Linked DNA regions of Homo sapiens: regions 1, 3 and 4 are each linked to region 2. Evidence: chromatin contacts called from ENCODE Hi-C or POLR2A ChIA-PET data. All regions are on one chromosome and are shown on one strand. The core of a region is the stretch at or near the end of the contact, and the rest is flanking DNA. Distances in the headings are between cores, read along the strand shown.

Region 1 (2,766 bases), core at 7-2,506, 1.4 Mb after region 2:
GAGGATGTCAGAGCTGAGAGGTGACTCCCCCAGATTGCATGGTTCTTAAATGGTGGAACCTGGGTCTTTTTGACTCAGGTCCAGTTTTTTTTGACAACTCTTGTAATCCGTCACTACCCTCCTCTCAGTGCTGGGAGCAAGCACGCCTCAGGGAGGAGGCAAGATTTCCTCTATGTATCTATTTTGAGACAGGGCCTCACTCTGTTCCCCAGGCTAGAGTGCAGTGGTGCAATCAAGGCTCACTGCAGCCCTGAACTCCTGGGCTCAAACAGTCCTCCTGGCTTAGCCTCCCCAGTAGCTAGGACCACAGGGGCATCCCACCAAGCCCAGTTATTATTTTTTTGTGTGTAGATGGGATCTTGCTATGTTGCCCAGGCTAGTCCTGAACTCTTGGGCTTAAGTCCTCCCTCCTCGACCTTCCCAAGTGCTGGGATCACAGGTGTGAGCCAATGTGCCTGGCCCTAAATATTCTGTAAAGGGGCCTTGCTATGTTGCCCAGGCAGGTCTCCAACTCCTGGGCTCAAGTGATTCTCCCACGTCGGCCTCCCAAAGCGCTGGGATTGCAGGCGTGAGCCATCTCAGCTGGTCTTCCTATTAAGTCTCACACTCAATTCACTGAGAGGGGCCTTGGTGTTACTCCCGGGGGTGGTAATCCATTGAATCTGGGCGGTCCATACTCTGTTTAGGGCGTTAACTTACAGCCTATTTCATCCAAATACTGAGCGGGGTTAAGACTGAGATCTGCCAATTTTACTTAAAGACGGGGCGTCTTTGTCGAGGAAAAGCAGGAACGGCGGACTTTGCATTTAGTGCGCACTGTGGCACCCAATTTTGGCTGGATATTTGGAGCAGAAAATGGTGGGATACGATGCTTTAAAATGGTTGCTTCCACCTTCCATCCCCTAAGCGCCCGCGCTTCCCAAGCCCACGCCCTGCCCGAGGAGGGGACGAAATCACCCCCGGTGAGGTCAGGAGGCCCGTGGGGGGAACATGGCTGGATGAGAACCGTCTTAGGACCCCGACACATCTGGGGTCGCGCGATCCTCGACTTCCGCTCTCCCTTCGCGCCCAGAGGGCTTGTTCGCCTCCCGAGGCCGCGCTTGGCCCAGCCGAGGTCCCGTAGTTCCTAACGCTCGAGCCGTTATCGTCTCGAAAAGCCGCGCGAGACTTGCGAGATCCCCGCCCCTTTCCCATCACGCCCTGCTCTCCCCGCCCTTCGCGCTCGGTTTGTTAGTTCCAGTTCCGGCCGCGAGGGTGGAGCTTTGTGCCTCGGAGGCGTGGGTGACGCAGGCGCAGCGCGGGCTGCGCGCGCTACTGCCCATCCCCGGTTGTCCCACTTTTGTTCGCCTCTCTTCGGCCCTCTACTCAAGAGCTCCGTCTCCGTCTCGCCCTCCTCGAAGTCCTCGTCGCGCGCCCGCGACCCAGGTCGCCCTGAAATCTAGCCCGTCCGAGCGCGAGTCCAACGGCCGCGGCCGCACCAAGGTGGGGGAGGGGAGGAGCCTGGGGGGCCCCGCTGGGGCGGGAGAGGAACCGGGGTCCACGGGGGCGGGCGCGGAGAAACTCGGGGCGAGTGGAGGTGTTGGAGCCGCGTTCTCAGGCCTAGGATGGTGGGGGCCGCGGAGGGCTGGCCTTGGCGGGAGGGAAGCGGGCGAGCTGCCCGCGAGGGACGGTCCCTTCCTCCGCTCGTCCTTTTGCACCACTCCTACCGCCTCTCCCCGGTCCCCAGGCCCCCTCAGACCGTGCCATGGGTGACAGTGATGACGAGTACGATCGAAGGCGCAGGGACAAGTTCAGAAGAGAGCGCAGCGACTACGACCGTTCCCGCGAGAGAGATGAAAGACGTCGAGGGGACGATTGGAATGACAGGTGAGCCGTTTTTAACTTCATCTTGTCCCCGTTTCATGCCGTTTCACTCCACCCGCGTCGCTTTTCTTTCTCCCCCTTGTAATTTTTATGAGGGCGAATCCTATGAAATGGCTCATTGGACCGTTTTCTGTGGTTCAGCCTATTTGCTGTTGGCCAAATAACTAGCTGTGGCTTGGTTTTTGAAATTCTCTGCAGATCAGAGCTATAGAGCTAAGAGTTTGAGTATGAAGAAGCACTGTTTATACATGCACGAAAAGCGTGCTTTTTTGCTTTTTTTTGTTTTGTTATTGAGATGGGGTCTTGTTCTGCTGCCCTGGCTGGAGTGCATTGATGCAGTCGTAGCAGCCTCCACCTCCCGGGCTCAACCGAGCCTCCCGCCTCAGCCTCTTGAGAAGCTGGGACTCCAGGGGGAGGCCATCACGCCCGCCTAACTTTTAAAAATTATTATTGTTATTTCGAGACAGAGTCTTGCCCTGTCGCCCAGGCTGGAGTGCAATGGCGCAATCTTGGCTCACTGCAACCTTCGCCTCTGGGGTTCAAGTAATTCTCCTGCCTCAGCCTCCCGAGTAGCTGGGATTACAGGCACCTGCCACCACGCCCGTCTAATTTTTGTATTTTTAGTAGAGACGGGGTTTCACCATGTTGGCTAGGCTGGTTTGGAACTCTCGACTTTAGGTAATCCACCCAGCTCGACCTCCCAAAGTGCTGGGATTACAGGCATGAGCCAGTGCTTGGTCTAAAATTATTTTTTGTAGAGACAGCGTCTTGCTCTGTTGCCCAGGTTGTAAATTATATTTTAGGAGGATTGCTTCAGAAAAATAATAATATAGAGTTGATCTGACTGGAGAGGTCGTCAGATTATTTCCCTGACAATATATGATTAGGTTTCTTGTCACTGTT
Region 2 (3,060 bases), core at 253-2,752:
TGAGTAGCTGAGACTATAGGCATGTGCCACCATGCCTAGCTAATTTTATTTTATTTTTTGTAGAGACGGGGTAAAAAGGCCAGGCTGGTCTTCAACTCCTGGATTCTAGTGATCCTCTCACCTCGGCCTCCCAAAATGTTGGGATTACAGGCGTGAGCCACCATGCCCATCTGGAACAACTTTCATAGACATTAAACAACTTTATACGAGCAACAAAATTAAGCCATAGGTGCAAAATTCTATACCAACTCACTAACACACAAAATACGGGCATTGCAAACATTCACCGGGGGTTTGGTCCTAGATAGGAAGCTACTTAAAATGCAAGATTTTGGGCTCCCTGAAAAGAGACCTTTAACTTCTAAATATCTTCTCATCTTTTTGCAGATGCTGCAATTTCACAGCAGTTCCTTCCTTCGCGCCTGTAAAACAGTGGCAACAGTAACTCTTCTCCTGCCTGCCCATCAACTTTGTAAACTGCGCGGGGCGTAGGGGGAGGGGAGGGCTGGGGCCTGGAAACTATAAAGCACCATATGAAAAGGAGAGCACTGGGAGGTCGATGCGGGCGCATCACCTGAGGTCAGGAGTTCGAGACCAGCCTGGCCAACATGGGGAAACCCCGTCTCTACTAAAAATACAAAATAAGCCGGGCGTGGTGAGTGTGCCTGTAATCCCAGCTACTCGAAAGGCTGAGGCAGGAGAATTGCCCGAACCTGGGAGCAGAGGTTACAGTGAGCCGAGATCGTGCCATTGCACTCCAGCCTGGGGGACAACGAGACTCCGTCTCAAAAAACAAAACAAAACAAAACAAAAACGGGAGATTATTACTAAGAGATGGGGTCTCACTATGTTGCCCAGGCTGGAGTGCAATGGTGCGATCCCGGCTCACTGCATCCTCAGCCTCCCGGGTCCAAGTGATTCTCCTGCCTCAGCCTCCCAAGTGGCTGAGATTACAGGCTCGCGCCACCACGCCCAGCTAAGTTTTTGTATTTTTAGTAGAGACGGGGTTTCACCATGTTGGCCAGGCTGGTCTCGAACTCCTGGCCTCAGGTGATCCACCCACCTCGGCCTCCCAAAGTGCTGGCATTACAGGTGTGAGTCACCGAGCCCGGCCAAGGGAGGGTATTTCTAATAGACAGGGGTCTCGCTATGTTGCCCGAGCTGGTCTCGAACTCTTGGGCTCAAGCGATCCTGCTTCTTCAGCCTGTCCACTAGCTAGGCTTACAAGCGTGGGACCCCGCGCCTGGCTGAAGAGAGGTATCATTAAGGACGAGACCCCCTTGGCCAGGGAAGCCCTGCGTAAGCAACGCCCCTCTCTTCAAAGGGATGCCCCGCTCCCTCCGCCCACTCCCAGCCTTCCAGCCTTGGCTCCCGAGGACACGACTCCGGGCCCTGCCACCTTCTGATAGGCTCGCGAGACCGAGGCTGCAAAGAGAGCCGCCCCCCATTGGCCAACCGGCGAGTCCCGCGCGCCACCTCCTGGGAGATGTAGTTCCGGGAACAGCTGGCCCCTGCGACTCGCGGGTGTGACGTTGAAGATGTCGGCCTTCTGAGCCGACTGCGGTGGTCAAGAGGTGGGTTTGTTTGGAAAGTGGGTGGTGAGAGTAGCGAGGATGCGGGTGAAGAAAACCTAAGGGCCCCAAATTCAACATAAGCGAGGTTTGCGGGCTGTCAGCAAGGTACAGACCTACTTCAAATCGGGGCGCAGAGCGTTGGGGGTGGGGGAAGGCGCAAGCTCCCCGGCCAATCAGACACGAGCAACCTCAGCCCAACTCTGGAGGCCCCGCCCCCTTCCCCGCCCCACGGAAAGGGGAGGAGCTTGGGCTGTTTGAATGGCTTTGGGATGGAGCAGGGGAGAGAGTGGCTCCGTTTGCCTCCCCGCTTTGGTGATGCTGTGCGAGCGGCTTCGGGGGCCCTGGAGACGTCCGAGTCACTGAGGGTGGGCTGGGACTCGGGGCCCGCGTCCCATCTCCCCGCCGATTGGTCCGCCCCCCGTGCGAGGTGAGGTCCTCCGGGATTCCTAGAGAGGACGCGGAAGTGCTTTCGGGGGGGGGTGGGATCTAACGGTTTAACCCCGTTGGACAGGGCAAGATTGGACTTGGTTACTTCCGGCGAGGAAGTGTTGGGGAGTGTCGGCTTCGGTTTCTCTCCGTGGGAAGAACCGCATCTTCCCAGCCTCGGCTGCGGGGAGCTTGATGTTCCAGGAGAGCTCCCCTAGAGTGGGGCCTTGAGGGGAGGGGGCAGGGGCTTCGTGACTGGACGGGGGTCCTGTCCCTAACCTTGACCGGGCCACAGTCTCTGTATCTCGGGGTCAGGGGCCATTCTGAGGAATCCAGGTCCAGATCTGTACCTTATAAACGCTGCTTCTCTTTGGGACCGATGGAGTCTCCCCTTGGCCTGTCAAGCTCTTGTAGCTTAGAGAACAGGCTCAGTTTTGACCATTATAATGATTTTCACCCTTATTCCGACTTAAGTTCGTCTTATGGTAGAGAGAAAGAGCGGCTGCGTCTGGACTAGTTAGTCTCGTCCCGTTATTTATATGGAATGTAAAGTTCTTCACTCTAAAACTGTGTTTTAGGTTGGGCCTGATGTCAGATTTGTATGGCTCTCTTTTACACTTTTAAAATGTTGGGGTTATTCCTTATTATCATTTTGTGGGTGAAGTGATGGCTACCTTGTAGTACCTATTTTTAAGTAAATTACTTTGTTGAGTGGTCGTCTTTAGTATAGATGACCTCTTTGCCATCTGTCTTTGCTAATAATGATGCCCAATACATCAGTAGGTTGCATGCTACTGAAAGTGTCCTTCAGAAGATATTAAAGAGCAGAAAAACAATTGTTTCAGTGTAACACAGCCAGCCTCGAAGACTTCCCTCTGAGTTGGAATGATAATGACCGAATCCCGAGAAGTTATAGACTTAGACCCCCCAGCTGAGACTTCCCAGGAGCAGGAAGACCTTTTCATAGTGAAGGTGGAAGAAGAAGACTGCACCTGGATGCAGGAGTACAACCCGCCAACGTTTGAGACTTTTTACCAGCGCTTCAGGCACTTCCAGTACC
Region 3 (2,989 bases), core at 291-2,790, 1.2 Mb after region 2:
GACTAACCACCACGTGGGACCCTCAGGGCCCCTGGTCCCCAGGCAATGGCAGGGACACCAAGGCCAGGTCTACCCTCAAATCCTTCCCAATGGCACGACAGACCGCTGGGGGACCAAGACCTACAATCTAAGAAAATCAGATTGGAGCTGGCTAGCCTGGTGGAGGGTGGCTAGCCTAGGTCTGCAAAGGGCACAGGAAAGATGGGAAGGAGAAAGAACCCCAAATCCCCCATGTCGGCAGCAAAGGAGAGACCCTTACTGGTACCACCGATGGTGTTTCCATGCCAAAGGCGAGGGGTTGGCGGGGTTCTAAATTGAAACTTCTATATAGACTCGAAGAGGCAGTGCACAAGAGGGTGGGAAAGCTGACGATCTTCCAGAACGACACTTTGAGAGGCAGGAGGGAAGTAAGGCTTGGGTGGCTGGAAAAAAAAAATCCAATCCAGCTAACAAGTCTTTATGTAGCATCTCCTAGTTCCTAGCACTAGGATGCAACAGACCTGGAGTCTGACCGGGAATGCGAGTAATGACTGTATAACAGAGAAGAGAGACGAGGGGCTTTTAAAAAGTTACTCGGAAATTTTTTTGTTTTTTTTTTTTTTTAAGGCAAAGTGTGAGAGCTGTGGCCAGGGAGCTGCTGCACGGAGGGGCATGAGCTGAGAAGGGCCTGGCCTGGGACGGGGAGGACAAGCAGTCTCTGCTAAGGAAGGTATTTCCCGCGGCCGAGCAACTGGGAAGAAGGAGACCCCAATGACCCAGCACTAAGATCGCCGGAGCGAAAGGAAACAGAGGTGAGGAGGACCCAGGCGAGGTGCCTGGGTGGAGGGCAAGGCTTCCATGTTGGCCAAAGTCGTGGAACGCTTGGACCTGGGGAACCGCAAGGCCCAGCTCGTTCCGAGGGGAACCCAAAGGCGCGCTGGGGAGAACTCCGGGAAGCGCGGGGCCCGGCCACCCTAGGACGCTAGGGTCGGGGGCCCCCAGGCGGCCCAGGGCAGGGCTTGGCAGGGGCCCGGGGGCGACCGTTAGGAGCGCGGGGGTGGAAGGCAGCGCGCCGGCCCGGGAGGACGGCGTGCCCTTCAGGGAGGGGCGCCAGGTGCGAGGGGGGCGAGCGGTCGCCCCCTAAGCCGGGCGCCGGCCTCCCGGGGCCTCCCCGAGGCTGGCCGGCTCTGGGGGAGGGTCCCGGCGGCGGGGATGGGCCGGAGCGGGCGGGAGAGCGGGAGGACGCACCGGGCTGCGGCGGCCTCGGGGAGGAGACGGGGGAGGGTCCTCGCTGGCGGCCCGCGCGCTGGCTCCGGCGCTTCTCTAGCTCGCGGGCTCGGCGCGGCCGCCGCGGCGTCGGGGGCGGGCCTGCCCCGGGGCTGGGCTGCGGGCCGGGGGCCGCGGGGCCACTGGGCGCTTACCGCGGGCGGCGCGAGGGTCCGGTCCCGGGGCGTGGGCGGCGCGCGGCGGGCGGGGGCCGGGGACGGCGACGGCGGCTAGCAGCGGGGGAGGGGGCGCTGGCGCTCCCGCGGCGGCCGCTCCTCTGTGTTTGTGTTTGTAGCAAGATGGCTGCCCGCCTCGCACCACGTGACGCGGACGCGGGGCCGCGGGGCCGCCCCTTCCACCGCCGCCGCCGCCGCCGCCGCCGCCGCCGCCGCCGCCGCCGCCGCCGCCGCCGCCGCCGCCGCCGCCGCCTCCCTCCGCGGCTCCGGCCCGCGCCACCTCTCCTCGTGCGCTGCTCGCGTGCCGCGCGCGCCACTGCCCGGACGCCCGTCGCCCCCGACAGCCCCCCCCCTCCCCGCCCCGACACGTGACCTGGGCGCCCGGCTGGTCACGTGACGGGGGCCCCCAGCTGCGGGCGGGATCGGCCCCAGAGCGGCCTCCTCTCCCCCACCTCCCCCGGCCCCGCGACGCGCGACCTCTGGGACCGAGGCCGCGGCCTCCCTGGCGGTCCGGTTTCCTCCAGGAAGCCCGCCTGGATGACAGGAGACAATAAAATCCAGAACCCTTCATCAGGCGTCCTGGGATGTGTGAAATAAGTGGCTCAGGCAAATAAGTTGACTCTCAGGAGCCTCTTTATTTTTTTAATTATTTATTTAATTATTGAGACAGAGTGTTGCTCTGTCCCCCAGGTTGCAGTCCAGTGGCGCGATCTCGGCTCACTGCAGCCTCCGCCTCCCGGATTCAAGTGATTCTCATGCCTTGGCCTCCCGAGTAGCTGAGATTACAAGCACACACCACCACGTTTGGCTTATTTTTGTTGGCCAGGCTGGTCTAGAACTCCTGACCACTCAAGTGATCCGCCTGTCTCGCCCTCCCAAAGTGCTGGGATTACAGGCGTGAGCCACCGCGCCCGGCCCCTATTTATTTATTTTTTTGAAGCAGGGTCTCACTCTGTTGCCCCAGCTGCAGTGTACTAGCCCGATCTCGGCTTACGGCAGCCTCCAACTCCCGTGTCTCAAGCGATCCTCCCATCTCAGCCTCCTGAATTGTTGGGACTATAGGTGTGCACCATCACACCCAGATAACTTTTTTATTCTCTGTAAAGACTGGGCGGGTGGCGTGTCTCATAACATTGCCCAGGCTGGTCTTGAACTCCTGGTCTCAAGGGATCCTCCTGCCACAGCCTCTTGAGTAGCTGGGACTACAGCTGTGTGCCACCACACCCAACTAATTTTTTTAATTTATTGTATTTGTTGTTTGTTTGTTTTCCAAGACAGAGTCTTGCTCTGTCGCCCAGGCTGGAGTGCAGTGGCGCGATCACGGTTAACTGCATCCTGCGCCTCCTGGGCTCAAGCAATCCTCCTGCCTCAAGCACCCTGAGTAGCTAGGACTACCAGGGCACACCACCACGCCCAGCTTTTTTTTTTTTTTTTTTTTTTTTTTTGTAGAGACAGGGTTTCCCCCATGTTGCCCAGGCTGGTCTTGAACTCCTGGACCCAAATGATCCTCCTTCCAAAGTGCCGGGAACTCCTGGACCCAAATGGATCCTCCTTCCAAGGTGCCGGGA
Region 4 (2,856 bases), core at 357-2,856, 1.6 Mb after region 2:
CAAAAACAAGACCCCTATATAAGAAAAACTTAAAGGTCAGGGGCGGTGGCTCATACCTGTAATCCCAACACTTTGGGAGGCTGAGGAGTGTGGATACCTTGAGTCCAGGAGTCCCAGACCAGCTTGGGTAGCATGACAATACCCTGTGTCTACAAAACATACAACTATTAGCTGGCTGTGGTGGTGCATGCCTGTAGTCCTAGCTACTTGGGAGACTGAAGTGGGAGGATCGCTTGAGCTCAGGAGGTGGAGGCTGCAGTGAACTATGATCATGCTACTACACTCCAGCCTGGGCAACAGAGTAAGACCCTGTCTCAAAAAAAGAAGAAAAAAAAAAAGAAAGAAAGAAAAGAAAAACTTAAGACAGTGTGTTCCTCTGTTTGCTTTCTGAGGACGCCCTACTCCGTAAGGGTGTAGCTTTCAATAAACTCTCTCTTCTCATCGCACTCTACGACTTGCTTTGGGTTCCTTCCTGCATGAGATCCAAGAATTCTCTCTTGGGGTCTGGATCGGGACCCCTTTTTCCAGTAACATGTAGACACACACACACATTCAGTTTAAAAGCCCATATTACAACGTACATCCACCTCATCTTCACACTGAGATTTGGGTGACATCTGTCCCTTTTTGAGTTTTGACCCAAGTTAACCTTTTAAGACGCTCTTTATTTCTTCCCCTTTTGCCTCAGTTCACGTTCCTCCCCCTTCTCCTTACATGCCTTTTATAGCAGCCTCTCCTTTTCTCTTTTATTCTTTTTCTACACATTTCTCTTACTGTAAAATCAGAAGCCAGGCGCGGTGGCTCACGCCTGTAATCCCAGCAGTTTGGGAAACCGAGGCGGGAGGGTCTCTTGAACCCAAGAGTTCGAGACCAGCCTGGGCAACATAGTAAGACCCCCGTCTCTACTAAAAAAAAATTAAAAATTAGCTGGGCATGACGGTGTGCGTCTGTAGTCCCAGCTACTCAGGAGGCTGAGGCGGGAGGATCGCTTGAGGCCAGGAGTTCAAGGCTGCAGAGAGTCACGATCCCACCACTGCACTCCAACCTGGGTGACGCGGCCAGACCCTGTCTCTAAAAAGAAAAAAACTAGAGGGGTGTATCTATCACGCTTTCAATAGATATTCAGCTTGGGTTCTATACTTTTCTCATGACCCTTTGTCTTTCTGTTTTCCAGGTCACTCCTCCTCCCCTACACTTAATTCCCACCCTGCTCCCTTTTCACGGCCCACTCCCCTTCCAGGAGTCCTGCCTGCTGCTTCGAACTCCAATGATCGTCCCATTCACCTCTCACCCCTTTTCCCGCCTTTTTGCCCCACAAGGCTCCAAAGCGCGAGGACCTTATTGTCCTCCTCCCCCATCCTCCAACCAGCCCACAGGACAGCCGCGTTACCATGACGACCGGGCTCCTAGAAGCTGCAGTCAAGGACCTGGTTGCCATGGTTTCCGCTTCTCCGCCTCCAGCCCCGCCCGCGCTCCCCGCGGCGTCGGCGCCTGCGCAGTGCGTGGCGCGCCGGGAGTCAGAGCCTGGGCGGGACGGGGCGGGGCTTCGGGCGAGAGGGAGGGCAGCAGGAGAAAGGATAAGAAAGGGAGTGGGACTGGCGCCTACGGTGGCCGAAGTGGGACGCGCCGAGCCGGAGGCTGCAGGATGGTAGGCTGTGCGAAGAGGGAGGGGAGGGGGAAGCGAGGGGCGTGGGCTGCACCTGCGGGGGTCCTCGGGGGCCGCCCTCGGGGTGAACCGCCCTGTCTTCCCTCTGGTCCTCAGAGGCCTCCCTTGCCTCGGCGGGTGGGCGAGCCGGGCTCGGGAGGAAGAGGGGGAGGTGGCATTCGGGAGAGGGGCGGGGAGGGGGCGCATTTGCAGGGCGAGCGGGGGCTGACGAAGGGGCGGCGGGGCCGTCCCGAGCCGGGAGGGGCGCTCTGGTCTTGGCCCCTGGGGTCCCTCGATCCCCGCTGCAGGGAAGCCGCCCGAAGCAGAGGGTTGCGGGAGTCTCTTTGCTGAGGGAGGGAGCGGGGGTCACCAGTCACCGAGACCCCCTTCCCGGGCTGCACAGGCGGGAGCGGGGACCCGGGTGGGGAGAGGGGTGTGGGAGGGGAGTTTCCGGGTCGGAAAAGGGAGCGCCCTACTGCGTTCGTGGCCGTGCTTGCCTAGAGGCTGGGCCCAGGTAGGGAAGCGAAGTGGACTCGTGGTTTTTCTCCGAGGGACCCAGGCTTTGGGATCCCGGGCTCCGGGGCTCTCTGCCCCCCTTCCCATTCTCTTTCCGGAATCCAGGCCTTCCGTCTTCCTGCTTGCTCCCCACCCCCCTATTTGAGCGCCGCACGAGGCTCCCCAGCGCCCCTCTTTTCCCCTCCACCAAAAAAATCAGTTCTCCTGAATTCTGATTTTTCACTTACTAAGCTAGTACAGTGCCACACACCCAGGGATTCCAAGCCTGGGCATGTCCATGAATAGAAGAGCTACTGGGGTAAGGAGAAGACTCCAGGATGTGGCCCAGACCCCCCGGAACTGGGAAGCTGGGGTACACTGGGCAGTGAGGGTTCTGTCTTCCATCCCACTTGACCCAGCTTGCTGTCTGTTCTGCAGACATTCTTTTAGGGGAACCCCCTGGGTGGCGGGGCCCTAACTGAGGGAAATTGGTCACCTGGTGTCTGGGGAGGAGTGGGCGCTTAGCAGGAGGCACCCTAAAAGGAAGAAAAGTTAAAGAGAAATGTCGAAGACCAAATGCCTGGGTGCCTGCAGAGAGGAAGATAGGATTTGGGCATCTGCATACCCTGTGTGGTGTTGGAGATACATACTACAGAGGAGGATACCCCTGGGCATAGGCCTGGCACTGGAGGATGATATGTTTGGGAGATCATTAA

What was found. A loop is a pair of places that touch in the nucleus more often than their neighbours do. ChIA-PET counts read pairs that join two places held with the same protein, here RNA polymerase II (POLR2A). Pooled maps may share reads with other maps.
Region 1: a pooled map shows a loop between it and region 2 (9-fold over the local background). The contact joins the promoter of SRRT here to the promoter of ZKSCAN5 in region 2. A Hi-C loop is called at or near these places in 1 of 37 single-sample maps with no recorded cell type and 8 of 50 pooled maps. POLR2A ChIA-PET finds 5 or more read pairs at or near these places in 2 of 52 experiments (CD4-positive, alpha-beta T cell and GM12878).
Region 3: a loop to region 2 is called in a pooled map, with 5 times the contacts of the local background. The contact joins the promoter of GIGYF1 here to the promoter of ZKSCAN5 in region 2. A Hi-C loop is called at or near these places in 1 of 37 single-sample maps with no recorded cell type and 6 of 50 pooled maps. POLR2A ChIA-PET finds 5 or more read pairs at or near these places in 1 of 52 experiments (A673).
Region 4: a loop to region 2 is called in a pooled map, with 11 times the contacts of the local background. The contact joins the promoter of AP1S1 here to the promoter of ZKSCAN5 in region 2. A Hi-C loop is called at or near these places in 4 of 50 pooled maps. POLR2A ChIA-PET finds 5 or more read pairs at or near these places in 2 of 52 experiments (K562 and naive thymus-derived CD4-positive, alpha-beta T cell).

The regions. Positions count from the first base shown.
Region 1 is chr7:100,873,847-100,876,612 of GRCh38, forward strand. It overlaps SRRT (serrate, RNA effector molecule), which reads left to right and starts at 1,257. Exons shown (of 20, transcript NM_015908.6): 1 at 1,257-1,482; 2 at 1,727-1,866. The coding sequence starts at 1,745. RefSeq lists enhancers at 142-806, 807-1,472, 1,049-1,098, 1,309-1,368 and a silencer at 1,509-1,738.
Region 2 is chr7:99,503,160-99,506,219 of GRCh38, forward strand. It overlaps ZKSCAN5 (zinc finger with KRAB and SCAN domains 5), which reads left to right and starts at 1,503. Exons shown (of 7, transcript NM_145102.4): 1 at 1,503-1,574; 2 at 2,846-3,060. The coding sequence starts at 2,886. RefSeq lists enhancers at 1,090-1,139, 1,530-1,709, 2,090-2,169.
Region 3 is chr7:100,692,710-100,695,698 of GRCh38, forward strand. GIGYF1 (GRB10 interacting GYF protein 1) reads right to left here and starts at 1,541. Exons shown (of 27, transcript NM_001375765.1): 1 at 1,401-1,541. RefSeq lists a cis regulatory region at 615-2,108, silencers at 970-1,089, 1,260-1,359, 1,800-1,959 and an enhancer at 2,647-2,989.
Region 4 is chr7:101,152,870-101,155,725 of GRCh38, forward strand. It overlaps AP1S1 (adaptor related protein complex 1 subunit sigma 1), which reads left to right and starts at 1,607. Exons shown (of 5, transcript NM_001283.5): 1 at 1,607-1,648. The coding sequence starts at 1,646. RefSeq lists a silencer at 1,349-1,588 and enhancers at 1,399-1,693, 2,013-2,513.